5 separate regions of the Homo sapiens genome follow, and regions 1, 3, 4 and 5 are each linked to region 2. Evidence: chromatin contacts called from ENCODE Hi-C or POLR2A ChIA-PET data. All regions are on one chromosome and are shown on one strand. The core of a region is the stretch at or near the end of the contact, and the rest is flanking DNA. Distances in the headings are between cores, read along the strand shown. Region 1 holds the start of ALDH1L1-AS1 (ALDH1L1 antisense RNA 1). Region 2 holds the start of SEC22A (SEC22 homolog A, vesicle trafficking protein). Region 3 holds the start of NDUFB4 (NADH:ubiquinone oxidoreductase subunit B4). Region 4 holds the start of LRRC58 (leucine rich repeat containing 58). Region 5 holds the start of RABL3 (RAB, member of RAS oncogene family like 3).

Region 1 (2,808 bases), core at 191-2,690, 2.9 Mb before region 2:
AGAAAAAGCAATAAAGAAAACCCTTTAGAATGTGTCTCTGAACTAGAATTAGAATCCTTAAACAACAACTTCCTAGGAGAAAAACCAGCTCACACTAAACGAAGGACTGTCAACCAAAGGGCGATCTGGGGCTCAGGAGAACTTAACCAGTTCCATCGGGGGAGAAGCTAGAAGTCTGGGAGGCTTCAATGGGCCCCACTGGTATCTTCGCTCCGAGTTCAGGCAACTCCTTTGGGGTCCTGAGTCTTCTCTGAGGCCCCACGCTGGGTGCCAAATTATTGTGGAAGAGTCAAACTCTGTAAAATATTTGAAGAGATTTATTGTGAGCCAAATATGAGTGACCACAGCCAGTGACACAGCCTTCAGGAGGTCTTGAGAACATGTGCCCAAGGAGGTCGGGGTGCAGCTTGGTTTAATACATTCTGAGGAGGCATGAGACTTCAAGTTAAGTTCATTTAAGAAATAAATTTGTTTGATCCAGAAAGGCAGGAAAACTCAAAGAGGGGGAGGGTGGTTCTAGGGTATAGGTCAACTTAAACATTTTCTGGTTGACAATTGGTTGAGTTTGTCCAAAGACCTGGGATTAAAGAAAGGAATGTCTGGGTTAAGAGGTTGTGGAGACCAATGTGTTTTATCACGCAGATGAAGTATTCGGATAGGGTAGCAGGCTTCAGAGAGAAGAGGCTGTAAAATGTTTCTTATCAGACTTAAAGTCTGTGTTGATGTTAATGCAGGAGAGGGATAATGAGGCATGTTCGGCCTCCACTTCCCCTTATGGCCTGAACCAGTTTTTCAGGTTAAATTCTAAAAGTCCTGGCTGAGGAAGAAGTCCATTCGGATGATTTGGTGGTTGGGAACGGGGAGGTGCCTTATCATTTATTTTTTGGTTTAAAATATAATGATATATTTTACCAAGTCTTGTGAACCATCAGGCCTCCCTCAGGCCCGGACTGGGAATTGCCAATTTCGTTAGGTGTGACCGTAATACTATGAGAATGTTTAAAAAAATAGGCCTTACTGATTAAACATACTCGAGTATTTAAAGGAGAATTTATCCACTGGGATGCTTTAAAATTACTCTGGGAAAAAAGGGAAAACGAAAGGCATGTGTGGGGTGAAGCACAGACTTGTCGTTGTTGTTTTTAAAGCAAAAGGCGGGTCCCAAGGGAAGTTGGCTGTCGGTGGGTTCCCGTTCTCCGTACCTTTCTACCTTGACAGCTCCATAATAAAACCTGCAGCCGCATAGGCGCCTCTCCCGTAGCGCTCCCGCGGGGGCGCCAGTGGGGCCCCAGCTGCGAGGAGGGCCCGGGCTCGCGAGACTCGGTCCCCCACTTCCGTCCCCGCGATCCCCGGCTCCCAGCCCCCCGGGCCCCCGGCGGGGCTCTGCGCTGCCGGAGCTTGGGCGTCTGCTGCTGTCCCGGAGCGCCAAGTCGTCCGAGGTCCGGCCGCCCGGCCGGGGCGGGGCCAGGGAGGCCCGGCCTTCCCGCTTCCTGCCTGAGCCGCAGGCCCGCCCCTGCGTCCTCCGCCCGCCTCTTTCCCGCCGCCGCCTGGGAGGGGACCCGGTAAGCGCGGCCCTGTTCCGGGCGGGGTTGGGGCGGAAGGTGGGGTCAGCTGGGGCCCAAGGGGGGTCGGGGAGGCGCGCGGGAGAGGGCGCCCGGGAGTGGGTGCGCGGGAGGCGAGTGAGCCGGGCGCCGGGCCCTGGGGGCTCGGCGGGAGGGGGAGTCAGGTGGGGACCGGGATTTGGGGGACTCGGTGGGGGAAAGGCGCGCGGGAGATGAGGTAAACACGAGGGGTCGGAGGGGCGGCCTGGGGCGGGGTGGGGCCATGCCTGGGGTAGGCCACGCCTCGGGGAGGCCGGGAGAGAACCCAGGCGCTGGGGGTCGCGGGGGAGCCGGCCGGTCCTACCCTTAGGTGTCTGAGGCCGCTCCCCACACCGCTGCGGTGTGCATTCAGCGGCCCTGTCTCCTCCTTCCTGGCCTGCTCAGGGCACGGCTCCTGGTTGGATGTCACACGCGTGACTCCTGCAGCGCCCGCGCGCAGGGACCCCTCGCTGCCTCAGCCAGACCTCCCGCCAGCCTCTACCACAGGCTCAGCCCACTGTCCTGGGTGGGCTCGGTGCAAACCTCTGGTGAAGAAAACCTCCTGGGGGTGCCCAGCCGGGAGTCTGTCTCAGAGTCCCACACTCTCTCCATCCAGGAGAGCCGGTGGGATAGGTCTCTTTAAAATCCCGTTATTTATTTGTTTATTTTTTCCTCTTTCTTCCAGTTTTTTCCATATGACTTTAGTGATCAAATCCCACTTTTTTTTAGAAGGCTTTTTTTACACCAGTGGTTTTCAAACTGTGGTCCCAGGACCAGCAGCACTGCCTTTCCTGAGATCTGCTAGAAATGCGGGTTCCCCAGCCCCACCCTGACCTTCTAAATCCTAAACCTTGGGGGTGGGTCCCCATACTTGTCTTTAGCAGGTCCTCCTCGTGGTTCTGACCATTGATCTGAAACCTTAGGGCTTTGAGGAGTCTGAACTGGGGTTGAGGATGGGCCAGGTGCCCTGTGATGATAATGCATGACTCCATTTAATCTTCACAGCCCTACACAGTAGGTAGTATTACCCCATTTCACAGATTAGGCAACAGAGGTACAGAAAGTTTAATTTTTCCAAGGTCACAGACCTAGAAAGGGGAGGAGCTGGGATTCCAACCTTGGGTTCCGGCTCCAGAACATTCCCACTGAGGCGAGGTCCCCTGTGAAGGTGGGGAGGGGTGAAGCCCAGAGGTCCTGGCGGCCTCCCTGCCAGGCAGAAACCATTAGT
Region 2 (2,715 bases), core at 165-2,664:
TACACATTACCTCATTTAAGCGTTCCAAAAACCTGTGAGATAGGTATTATTAGTTCCATTTTACCTTTGAGGAAATTCAAGCCCAGAAAGCTTGAGGAATTTTTTTTAATCCCTAAACGAGTAGGTGACAAAGTAGGGATTTAAACTCAGGCCCAATTCTAACAACTCTGTGAGACACTCAAGGAAGGTCACAGGCACCCCTGTGATAAGACCTAGGCCTCTTTCATATACCAACATAAGATATACTTCGATTTTAACCAGTTGCACGCAAAAAAAAAAAAAAAAAAAAAAAAAAAAAAAAAAGGCACTAAACAGATGTGATGGTTTTCAACATAGGAAATACCCGAATGTCCCATTACTTTAGGATATGGTCACAGGTGTCAGAGTCAAATACTGAATGAACCTTAATATATCAGAAATTGTAGGTACCGTTTAAGGCATTGCCTGATTCCTTACAATCTTAGCATGTAAGCAAATATCAGTAACATGGAAAGTGATTCAGAGTTTGAAAAGTGGCTGTTCCCCTGACTGAAGATCCCAACATCTCCAGTCTGGTGGCTGATACTTTTGCTCTGGGCTAGGCTTTGCCTTGGCTGAATAGGCATAGGAGGGACTGGTTCTCAAGCTCGCCCCCTGCCCCAGGTGGATGATCCAGGAAACTAAGCAGCAGGGAAAAATTATCTTAAGCTGTCTTCACTGGCAGAGAGATTCAAGCCAGCTGGGGCTTGTCCTTTTCTTTTGGAAGCCTCCTCCACTTGCCGAGCCAATTGCTCAGGTCTCCCTTCTGCCACATCGTTCCCAAAGTGACTCTTGAGACAGGGTCTCAAGAGATTTCCGTGAGCCAACGCGGGCAAATATCTGGGCTCAGGGCTCACTCCATCCCCACAAAACGTAAAGTAAGACACTGGTTCAAGTCCCATTCTGCCTAAAAGAAATAGGAAATGCCACCTCAAGCTCTCATGGGCCACCTACACAGGTAGATCACCGTGTTTCTGACACCTGGGCGCCAGGGAATCCCCACCACCATGCTGACAGCCAAGTGCGACTGTCCCTCCCCTTCAAACACTCCTTTCCTGGCTGCCCAACACCCGAGGCGGCTCAGACGAGGCGCAACCGCCGCCCGCCTGGCCCCAGAGAACCCTCAAGTCGAAGGGGACGGGGTCCCCGCTTGCCCGTCCCTCCAGAGCTCCGCGGCCCCGACTCCCATCCCAAAGGCACGGACTTGGCTCCTGCCCGTGGGGTAGGTCTTCAATCCCGAGGGCGAAGGCCGAGGCTGTGGCGAGAGGCAGGGAGCGGGAGGGGAGAGGCCGGCAGGGATTCGAACGACCCCTAAGAAAGGAAGAAGAGGACTGGGAGGGGCCGGGGAGTACCTGTCGAGACGGGACCCGCCGCTCCGAGTGACGCGCCCCGAAGTGCATTGTGGGGCCTGGGAGGGACCTTTCGGCGACGCTGCGGCGCGTCCAACGTGGCTCGCGCCCGCGGAATCAAACCACGCCCCCGTTCCCTCAGCTCACCCAGGCCAATCGGGTTCTGCAGGAAGGACACAACAACCCCCCAGCTCCCGGGGCCCTCCTTAGTCCCACCCGCTCCAGGAGAGATTGGCAGCTTCTCTCGCACCTGCGCCAGAAAAGTACAGCATCCTCTGATGACAGAACTACGTTGACTTCAGAAATAGGGCCAATCTCTTCCGCTCGCCGCCCTGTTTCTGCAGGCATTTTGTCTCTCACACGCGGCCCTACAGCAGACACTTATAAAGGGGACAGGGAGAAAAGCCCCCTCTGGGTGAGCAAGGAGAAGACCTGGCCCCGTCTATTCCCACACACAAGAAGGAAACTAACCATGGCAGAGAAGTGCCAGATGCTGACCCTGCGACCCCTTCCAGCCTTCGCATCGGTCATGCATTATTAAACAGGCATTTCCTGACTGTTTACCATGTGCCAAGCACCGTGTTAAGCACGGGGTTACAGGAGTGGACATAACACTTGATGGAATTTAAGGAGTAATTGGAGCAAGAGATATTAAAGCATAAATAGTTACAGAACTACAAATTGTCAGTATTGGGAGGGAAAATTAGTGGGTGCAATGATCAATTAATTTTGGACTATCAGGGAAAAGACTTCTGAATAAGTGCCTTTTAAGCGGCAGGCATATTGAAGAGCCTTAGAGAATGTTCCCCGCCAAGGAAATATTGTGTGAGGTTGTCGGGGCATGAAAGAACTTCTTGTGCTCTAGGAACTAAAAGGGAGTCAGTGTGGATGGAGTGTAGGGAGCAAGGAGAAACTTTGCCCGTTGACCTTAAGATATCTTCCAAAATACAGCCTGAAATCTGTAATGTGGCCAATAAGAGTCAGCATGGTCTGGCCCTTGTCTCATCTCAGCCCAAGGTCAATGGGCAGCTAATAAAGACTATTAAGTAGGATCCTATTTGCATATTTAAGAATCACTCAGGCTGTTTGTGGAGAATAGTGTGGAAAAGGGCAAGAAGGGCTGCTGGAAAGCCATTTGGAGGCAGTTGCGTCAGGCAAAGCCAGAAATGATGGGGCTTGAACTAGTGTAATGGGAGTTAGAGACAGAAAGAGGTAGATAATTTCAAGATATGTATAAATTAGAAATGGTATCCAAGGGACTTCATAACGGATTGGTTTGCCGGGAAGGGTCAACAAAAAGGAATATTAAGGATGACTCCTTAAGTAACTAGATGGATTAAGAAGCCAT
Region 3 (2,747 bases), core at 146-2,645, 2.6 Mb after region 2:
GCTGTGGGTTACACAAACCAGGGTTAGAATTTTGCTCTATCACCTACTAAAGAGGTATCTCTGTATGACCTACTTGTCCTTCCCATGTTGTCTTCTCATCTGTAAAATGGGGACAGTAGTAGAGCTTAATCATCCAAATAGTTGTGATATGTAAATAGTACTCAAAAAGAGTTTTAGCACAGTGCCTGGCACATTGTAACTTTCATTCAATCCTCATAACTTCCAAAAATTCCAAAACACCAATGCAACGTGTGGGAAAAGTCCAGTCCTGTTCTGTTAACATCATATTTAACCTACTTAGTTCCTGTATAGAAAACTACCTAATGAAAGCACACCTGTTAATTACCAGTTTACTGGGCATATATTATGTGCTGCGAATGTTACACAGACTGTCTTATTTAACCTCATAATGCACATCATTTATATACGAAACCAGGAAACTATAATTCAGAGGAGTTGAAGTTGCCCAAGGTAACAGAGTTAGCCAATGAGTAGTGCTTTGGGTTCTGACTCCAAAGCCTAGAACTTCAGCAAGCTTCAGGGTCTTTAAAAGATGCAGGTTGAAGGAATCACTGTATTCCCATCAGGAGAGAGCAGTATCCCTATGAGCTGTGAACTGAAAGGTAAACACCAGCTCTTTAAAATTATATATATATATAAAATATATATGCATATATATAGAATATAATATATATGCATATATATAAAATATATATGCATATATATAGAATATAATATATATGCATATATATAGAATATATATATAATATAATATATATATGCATATATATAGAAACATTTTCTGAACACGCCTTACGAACGAGGCACTGTGCTAGGACAGTCACATACTCTATCTCATTTAATCCTAACAGCCTGATAAAAGAGTAAGCACTATATTACGCCCATTTTGCAGACAGAAAATCGAGGATAAGCAGAGTGAATAACGTTCTTAAGGTCACGCAGGCAGGAAGTGATCAAGCCAGGATTCAAACCCAGCCAGGTCTGAGTCCAGAGCCGGTCCTCTCGAGGGCCAAGCTCTGGCAAAGGTAAAAGGGTAGTGAGTTGGCTAGGCCTGGAAGAGGACCTGCGTCTGAGATACTGATCGGGAGCGGTGGCCGACCCTTTGCGTGGTCTCTCTCGGTCTCTCCCAGGACTCGGGCCCTATTCCCGCCTGGGAGGCCCCACACTCACGATGAGCCCTCGGCGGTTGGGATCGTTGTACTGAAGCAGGTACTCTCGTTTCAGCTGGGCTCTTATGGCCAACCGCTCGGCTTGCGCCCGCCGGGTTTCCGGAGATATGTTGTATTCGGCTGGGTCGAGGGTCTCAGGCAGAGTGCGCAGGCTCGACGGCTTATACTTTGGGAACGACATCTTGGCGAACCAGGGCACAATTGCGCCTGCGCGATTCTGAGGCCCTTTGTCTATGCTGACCTTCAGCTTCAGGAAGTGCGCCTGCGCGTTAGCAGAGGTTGGGGATGTCGTTAACAAGGAGCTCCGCCTCTTTCTCCTACCTTCCCGAACACGGCGCGTTCGCTCGGTGATATGCGCATGCGCGAAGTGCTCTTCTCGCAGTGCGCCCTGCCCCACCGCCGCTCCCCACCTACTCATCTGTCACCGCGCTGCTTCTTCCTAGCAGCCTTGTCTCTACTGACATAACCAGGGCTTATTATGTAAAGTTGAGCTGTGTGGGACTGGCTGTGGAGTCAGAAGTCCGGGTTTTCATTGTGGGTCTAACCGTGCTGTGTCACCTTGGATAAGTCACTTAAAGTCTCTGAGTTTCCTTTTCCTTATCCTGGAGATAATGACTCCTGTCCACCTAGCAAAGTTGTTGTGAGGATTAAATAAGCTAACAAATAGATCACAAAGTGCTTTGCAAAACAGAATTCCCTACCCAAGAAGAAGAGAATAAGCTTTTCTGTACTTTACCATGCTAGATTCATACAACATTAAGTGTAAGCTTATTTTTCACAGGTACGAAATAATGATTAATAGGAAAAATGATGTTATAAGAGAAATGTTGCCTGACTGACTATAGAAGGTCAGGAAGAAAATGAGATACTGAATAAAGCTCATGAGAAAACATCTTAGTTAAAATACTAAAACCTCTTGCCTAAAATCCTTAGCACTCTTCAGATGCAAAGAATTAAAAACATCCTTACAGGTATGAAAATACTCATAGGGGCATGTATCTTATTGTAAAAGACGATCTGGGGCGAAAACTGAAGTAATCAGAAACAAAACCTTCTCTGTCCCTACTGTCCTTCCTTCTCCCCAGTTACCAAGGAGAAAAACAACTTCAAGTTTCACAGCAGGGTCTTTGGGTTCCCCTTCTCCTCAGGGGAAAAAATGTAAACAATATTTCCATAACTCGGGCAAAGAAGGATGGATCAAAAGAGAGCCCCAGCTTGGCTGAAACGTCTGGGGGCGCGTAGGTATGTTGGGAAATGGTTGCTAGAAAAGGGACCTAGAAAGTGTTGGCATTTGAAATGATGAGAAGCAGCACTGCTGTCAAATTTATTCAACATTTTAATACTGTTTTAAAATATTTATTAAGCACCCACCGCGTGAAGCACACAGCACACTAGTCAGTGTTAAGTCAATCTTCTAGGCTCAGTGGGGGAAATCCAGACAAAATGGAAGATGGGGTGTTTGCCTTTCGGGAGCTGACAATCAGGCAGTACAGAAAGAATAGGCAGAAATGGTAATATTTCAAAGTAGTCTAATGTCCAGATGAATATAGAGCAAAA
Region 4 (2,700 bases), core at 72-2,571, 2.9 Mb after region 2:
AGCAAAAACAACTATTATTTTAAATATTTGTTATTTTCAGATATTAGGACTACTGTTAGAATGCTGGCTTGACCCAAAATAAGGTCTGTTCTTAAAAGGACTCTTTCAAAACAGATGACTCATCAGTTTTAAAAAGCATTCCACCATTAGCTTAAACATACAAAGTACGTCCTTCTAGGACTACCACTCAATCAGAAATTAAAGTTTGACTGCAGAGTAAAGGCATAGTTTCTCATACAAATAAATGACTGGCAAGAAAAAAACGACTTTCCTTTTTTAAGGAGGAAAGCAATTTAATGTCGTTGATTATACACGACCACTTAACTTTCTTATGTATAAGCTTTGTTAAAAAAAAAAAAAGCTAAGCATTTTTTCTCATTTCTATTCATTACTTTTCAAAATCATAAAATGTAATTTCAGAAAAGATTGAGTTTGGGACAAGGATGAAAAATACGTTAATTAGAATTACTAAATTAGTACCAGATCAGGATTTTCCCAAACTGTAGTTTTGACCTGCAGTACAAACTCTATGCTTTGAGTTTTTAAACTAACTCATTAATTTGAGCTATCTCAAATCATGCAACCGCCTCCATATCTCCCAAATTCACTCCTAGACACAACTTACACCAAAAGCCACGTATGTGCTTCTACAATTAAAACGGGCAAAACGTCCTTACTTGATACACATTTCTGCCTTAAAAAAGAAAAAAATAATTCTGTGGGGCAAGTAGTGCGGGTGTTACCCATATTTTATGCATGGGGCAACTGAAATCAAATCCCTGCCCTAGGCTATTTAACAGCGGAACCTCCAGTAAGGGTCCGGGGGTTCTGAGGTCTAGTCCAGCTGCGTTCACATTTCGAGGTCGGCTTTGTTAATCCTCGGACTTTAAATTCCTGCGGTTTTCTGTCATGGAGCTAAATCACCACTAAATTACTGTGTGCTCACAGAGTCCTGCAGACACGGGCCCCACTTTTAAACTGAAAAACAAGCGGGGGACGGGGGGGGCACGTGACGCGCGAACCCTCAAGGCGAGATAACCGAACATCCTTGGGCTGTTTGCCGAGGCAGTCTTGTAGCCCTGGAATAGGTCACCAGGCTCCAGCGACTATAAAGCGCGGCCGCCGAAACCCGGTCCGGCTCAGATGACAATTTGGCAGCCTCTGGGTGTCTGCCTCAGTTCTGCGCAGCCCATGCTGCGCTCTTGCCACTCCGCGCCCCGCGCCTCGTGAGGCAGAGCCCGCCCCGGAGCGGCGCGCGCACCCCAGGACTCGCGTCGCGTGACTCGGCCAAGGCGCGCAGGGTTTGCGCCCGCCCGCGCCACTTCCGACTCAGCCCTCGGTTCAGGTTCCGGGGCGCCGCAGAGCTCCCGGCCTCTGGACCGCGCGCGGCGCTCTGGGGAATCCGGCGCCACGCGCCGTGCGGTGGCCAGGATGGAGGAGGCCGGAGCAGCGGTGGTCACGGCCGGGGAGGCCGAACTGAACTGGTCCCGCCTCAGCGTGTCCACCGAGACGCTGGAGTCTGAGCTGGAGGCGCGGGGGGAGGAGCGGCGCGGGGCGCGGGAGGCGCTGCTGCGGCTGCTGCTGCCTCACAACCGTCTGGTGTCGCTGCCACGGGCGCTGGGCAGCGGCTTCCCGCACCTCCAGCTGCTGGACGTGAGCGGCAACGCGTTGACCGCGCTCGGGCCGGAGCTGCTCGCTCTGCGCGGCCTGCGCACGCTGCTGGCCAAGAACAACCGGCTCGGCGGGCCCAGTGCGCTGCCCAAGGGCCTGGCCCAGTCGCCGCTCTGCCGCAGCCTCCAGGTGCTCAACCTCAGCGGCAACTGTTTCCAGGAGGTGCCTGCCTCGCTCTTAGAGCTGCGCGCGCTGCAGACCCTGAGCCTGGGCGGCAACCAACTGCAGAGCATCCCGGCTGAGATCGAGAACTTGCAGAGGTGAGCGGGTGTGTGCCGGAGGGTGGGGAGGCCTCGGGCGGTGTCCGGGAACCCTGGGGCGCCGGGCCTGGGCACCTCAACGTTTGTCACGTAACTATTTCCAAGCTTTCTCTTTAACTGTGCGGTAGTGAGTTCTGCCCAACCATCTCAGCAAGTTGTTGTAAATACCTAGTATGTTCGCATGTGTGACTGTTTGGTGTGTTGTGTTTGGCCTATGCAGATTCTCGAGGCATTTTTTCTGTCTTCCTTATTGAATCTGGGGCGTGATCCAAACTGAGTGGAAACTCAAAACAGATGTAAATCAGAGGTTGTCACTTCTTTGCTCAAAAGTCTTCCGTGGATTTCCATCTCTATAGATCAAAGTACGTGCCTTTGAGCGTGGCGTACAAGGTGCTCTGATCTAACCCTTGCTTTCCACTACATTTGCAGCTTCCTCTTCTCTGTGGCAGTACCAACTACCATTTGTGGAGTTCAGTGACCTATGCATTTTCCCACGTAGAGAAAGCAGCTTGGAGTTGCTGGTAGGCACTCAGTATGTGTTGAATGGATGCAGTGCCTCTGTACACGTGCTGTTTCCCTTGCTTGGAATGTTTCCTTCACCTGGCAAACGCCTATCATCCTTCAAAAGCTATCTCAAGTTAATCATCTCTGTGATTCCTTTTTTACTACTCCCTGCACAACAATTTTTTTCGTTACTACTCCCTGCACAAAAAAGTACAGCCTATGCTGTACTTTCTCTGTGCTTCATTCATCTTGCCTTTGCATTTAC
Region 5 (2,700 bases), core at 157-2,656, 2.5 Mb after region 2:
TATTTTAATCATATCAACATTTAAGGACTACTGTGCACCAGGCACGGAGCCAGAGAAACAAAGTTGAAAAGAAGGCACCCTCTGCCCTCTGTCTACCCTGTCAGCCTCATAACCAGCCACACCAGCATATTCTCAATTCCATGAGCCACATGTGCTTTCCCTGCATCCCAAGGCTTTGCACATGCTGTTCCTTCTGCCCCTACAGCTAAGCCCAAACCCCCTTCTCCTAATCATCCTTCAAGTCTCAAATGATATTTCCTCATGGAGGCCTTCCCAGACTCCCCATTAAGTAGCATACAATCATCCCCTTTCACGTGTTCCATGGCTCTTTCCCCCTTCTTGTACTTTCTCCATGTCTATCTCTAAGACCAGACTTCATCTTGTTCACCAATTAATTTCCAGCATCTAGCATAGCCAGACAAGTACTTCCATAAAACTTTCCATATGTCTCCTAGGCACGTTTTGTTCCAACATGGCTCATCTTGCCAGCTTCCCCCTGCTTCACTTCCTCCACTCTTGTTTCCAAGGTAGAATCGGACAGGCTACTGGGCACTCTCTTCTTAAATTTAAAACAGTTTTAAGCGGGAGGTGCGTGGATCAAATTCAGGATGTTAAAAGATTGTACTGACTGCAGAGTGGAGAAAAAAACAAGAAAAGTGGATGCGAAGAGACCAGTTAGATTACTTCAGTAAATCGCCACTCCAGTTCTAGAACAACTTGGGATTCTACACATCTAACTGCGGTGTTGTGTTACCACATTTCATGGCACTTTCCACGCCTTCACACACACAGCGGCAAACTACCGCGAAACCTCCGGACCCAGCTGCCCTCCACGAGACGCGTTCGGTGATATGCACTCCTCCCCAATGCGAGACTCCGAGACCCCAAACTCCCTCGGACTCTCCCAGTTGGGTCCAGGGCCACACTCGGCGCAGCCAAGCCCGCCCTACCCGAGGTCGCACACGGGCCGCTCCGGGGTCAATGGTTCTTTGGAGGACCAAGAGGACCAAGGCAACAGGGTAATTCATTAGGGGAGGATAGTTAAGAGGGAGCGAAAGGAAGAAGAAATCATGAAATGCAATGCCCGGCCAGGGAACTCCGAACAAGGAACAGGGAACAAGGTTTACCAAGGCGAATCCTGGAACACTCCCACTACAGCTGCCCCCAGCGCTTCAACTACCGGCTTAAATGAACCACGCCCCTTGCGCGACAAAGAAAACGCACTATTCCTGCGACCAGCTGGGGAAGCACCCCGCTACCTTTTACCAGACCAGCCAATGAGTTCAGTGAAACCTTCGATCAAGACAGTCACGCTCCGAGTGGCCAATGAAATTGAAGGCTCTGCCCTCCATGCCCAACTCTGATTGGCTTACAATCCAGGAACAGGCGTTAACCCAGGGAAGGCAGTGGCAAGATGGCGTCCCTGGATCGGGTGAAGGTACTGGTGTTGGGAGACTCAGGTGAGCGGCTTACCCTACCTCTGGGGCTCCAGACACTTTTGAGTTACCCAGTAACCCTCCCCTTAGCTTCCTTCCCTCAACTTCCTGGCTCCTCGGCCCGTGGCTGAAGTCCCTCCCAGGGCCTGAAGACTACACTTCCCAGGGGACTTTGCTCCGTGTGACGACGCGGTGGCGGCGGCGTCGTCGCGCGGGTGGGGGTCGCGGAGCCCGGGTCTTTTGCCTTCGCGGCTTTCCGCATCGGTCTCCCAGGCGACCCCAGCCTAGAGTGTATTGTCAATTCTTTTATTAAAAAAAAAAAAAAAAAAAGCAGGCATTGAGTATTGTATGGGGTTCTATGTTAAGGGTACAGAAGTTAGTAGGACCGTGCCTTCAAGAGATTTTGTTCATTAAGGAAGTCAAACGTGCACTGAGAAACGTGCACTGAGAAACGTGCACTGGCAAGCGCTTCGCATGTATTAACTCATTTAATTCTGAGACAGTCCTGTTATCCCATTTTACAGATGAGAGTAGTGAGGCAGAGAGATGTAAATGACAGAATCCTTTTGAACGCGGAGTCCACGAACTTAAACGCTAAGTTATAATTATGCAGTGACATATTGGGTAGTGGTCCTGTTTTATTCTTAACTGAGCTTAATTTCCTGGTTCTCGTTTGATCTTCATTGAAAACCTATTATGTCCTAGACTGTACAATAGAGAAATTAAAGTAAGAGTTTTATTCTGAAGCAGCTAGGATTTAACGCTGAGCCCAATTTAATCCTAGTGTTAAATATATATATATTTTTTTAATCTCAGTGGATGCAAAAAGAATTCTTTTGACACCTGGGACATTTGAGAACTACAGCTGGCGTCTGGATTTCCAGCTCCCACCTCACTGCCCTTATCTTTTCTTCCATAATCCCCAATTCAGCTCTCCTTAGTAACTTCAATAAATGCTGACCTTGCATTTTATAGAAGCGCTCCTCTGGAGTTGGCCTAAGAGCATGTGTTGTGAGCAAAGACGTTGTGCTAGATGCTTGGAGGTGGAGAGGCTTGAAAACTTAATAGAAACTAAATAAAATTGTGGGCAGCAAATATAGGTTAAGAATGTTTTCACATTGCCCTGAGGATTATTTGCATTATGAAATATTTTACAGAGAGCATTATTTAATATTCCCCTAAGAAAGTTGCCTTTTGAAACTTAATGAACATAATCACAATTTATGTCGACTTCATTTCTATCAGGTAGCTTGAAGTGGTGCCG

Evidence for each region. Hi-C counts contacts between places; a loop is a spot of excess contacts on that map. ChIA-PET counts read pairs that join two places held with the same protein, here RNA polymerase II (POLR2A). Pooled maps may share reads with other maps.
Region 1: a loop to region 2 is called in a map of CD8-positive, alpha-beta T cell, with 21 times the contacts of the local background. The contact joins the promoter of ALDH1L1-AS1 here to the promoter of SEC22A in region 2. A Hi-C loop is called at or near these places in 3 of 168 maps with a recorded cell type or tissue (CD4-positive, alpha-beta T cell, CD8-positive, alpha-beta T cell and naive thymus-derived CD4-positive, alpha-beta T cell) and 9 of 50 pooled maps.
Region 3: a map of CD8-positive, alpha-beta T cell shows a loop between it and region 2 (18-fold over the local background). The contact joins the promoter of NDUFB4 here to the promoter of SEC22A in region 2. A Hi-C loop is called at or near these places in 2 of 168 maps with a recorded cell type or tissue (CD4-positive, alpha-beta memory T cell and CD8-positive, alpha-beta T cell), 1 of 37 single-sample maps with no recorded cell type and 9 of 50 pooled maps.
Region 4: a loop to region 2 is called in a map of CD8-positive, alpha-beta T cell, with 14 times the contacts of the local background. The contact joins the promoter of LRRC58 here to the promoter of SEC22A in region 2. A Hi-C loop is called at or near these places in 2 of 168 maps with a recorded cell type or tissue (CD8-positive, alpha-beta T cell and naive thymus-derived CD4-positive, alpha-beta T cell) and 7 of 50 pooled maps. POLR2A ChIA-PET finds 5 or more read pairs at or near these places in 1 of 52 experiments (Caco-2).
Region 5: a map of B cell shows a loop between it and region 2 (16-fold over the local background). The contact joins the promoter of RABL3 here to the promoter of SEC22A in region 2. A Hi-C loop is called at or near these places in 4 of 168 maps with a recorded cell type or tissue (B cell, CD4-positive, alpha-beta memory T cell and naive thymus-derived CD4-positive, alpha-beta T cell) and 10 of 50 pooled maps.

The regions. Positions count from the first base shown.
Region 1 is chr3:126,082,847-126,085,654 of GRCh38, reverse strand. It overlaps ALDH1L1-AS1 (ALDH1L1 antisense RNA 1), which reads right to left and starts at 1,440. Exons shown (of 8, transcript NR_190231.1): 1 at 1,203-1,440. It overlaps SLC41A3 (solute carrier family 41 member 3), which reads left to right and starts at 1,531. Exons shown (of 11, transcript NM_017836.4): 1 at 1,531-1,562. RefSeq lists silencers at 1,184-1,733, 1,774-1,883.
Region 2 is chr3:123,200,642-123,203,356 of GRCh38, reverse strand. It overlaps SEC22A (SEC22 homolog A, vesicle trafficking protein), which reads right to left and starts at 1,414. Exons shown (of 7, transcript NM_012430.5): 1 at 1,371-1,414. RefSeq lists enhancers at 1,328-1,377, 1,618-1,697, 1,708-1,857.
Region 3 is chr3:120,594,984-120,597,730 of GRCh38, reverse strand. It overlaps NDUFB4 (NADH:ubiquinone oxidoreductase subunit B4), which reads right to left and starts at 1,395. Exons shown (of 3, transcript NM_004547.6): 1 at 1,192-1,395. The coding sequence starts at 1,371. RefSeq lists an enhancer at 985-1,324.
Region 4 is chr3:120,347,975-120,350,674 of GRCh38, reverse strand. It overlaps LRRC58 (leucine rich repeat containing 58), which reads left to right and starts at 1,321. Exons shown (of 4, transcript NM_001099678.2): 1 at 1,321-1,931. The coding sequence starts at 1,432. It also overlaps the pseudogene BTNL12P. RefSeq lists a silencer at 1,326-1,655 and an enhancer at 2,006-2,055.
Region 5 is chr3:120,741,222-120,743,921 of GRCh38, reverse strand. It overlaps RABL3 (RAB, member of RAS oncogene family like 3), which reads left to right and starts at 1,406. Exons shown (of 8, transcript NM_173825.5): 1 at 1,406-1,460. The coding sequence starts at 1,415. It overlaps GTF2E1 (general transcription factor IIE subunit 1), which reads right to left and starts at 1,178. Exons shown (of 5, transcript NM_005513.3): 1 at 1,128-1,178. RefSeq lists enhancers at 1,126-1,245, 1,126-1,420, 868-1,506, 1,386-1,675, 1,507-2,145.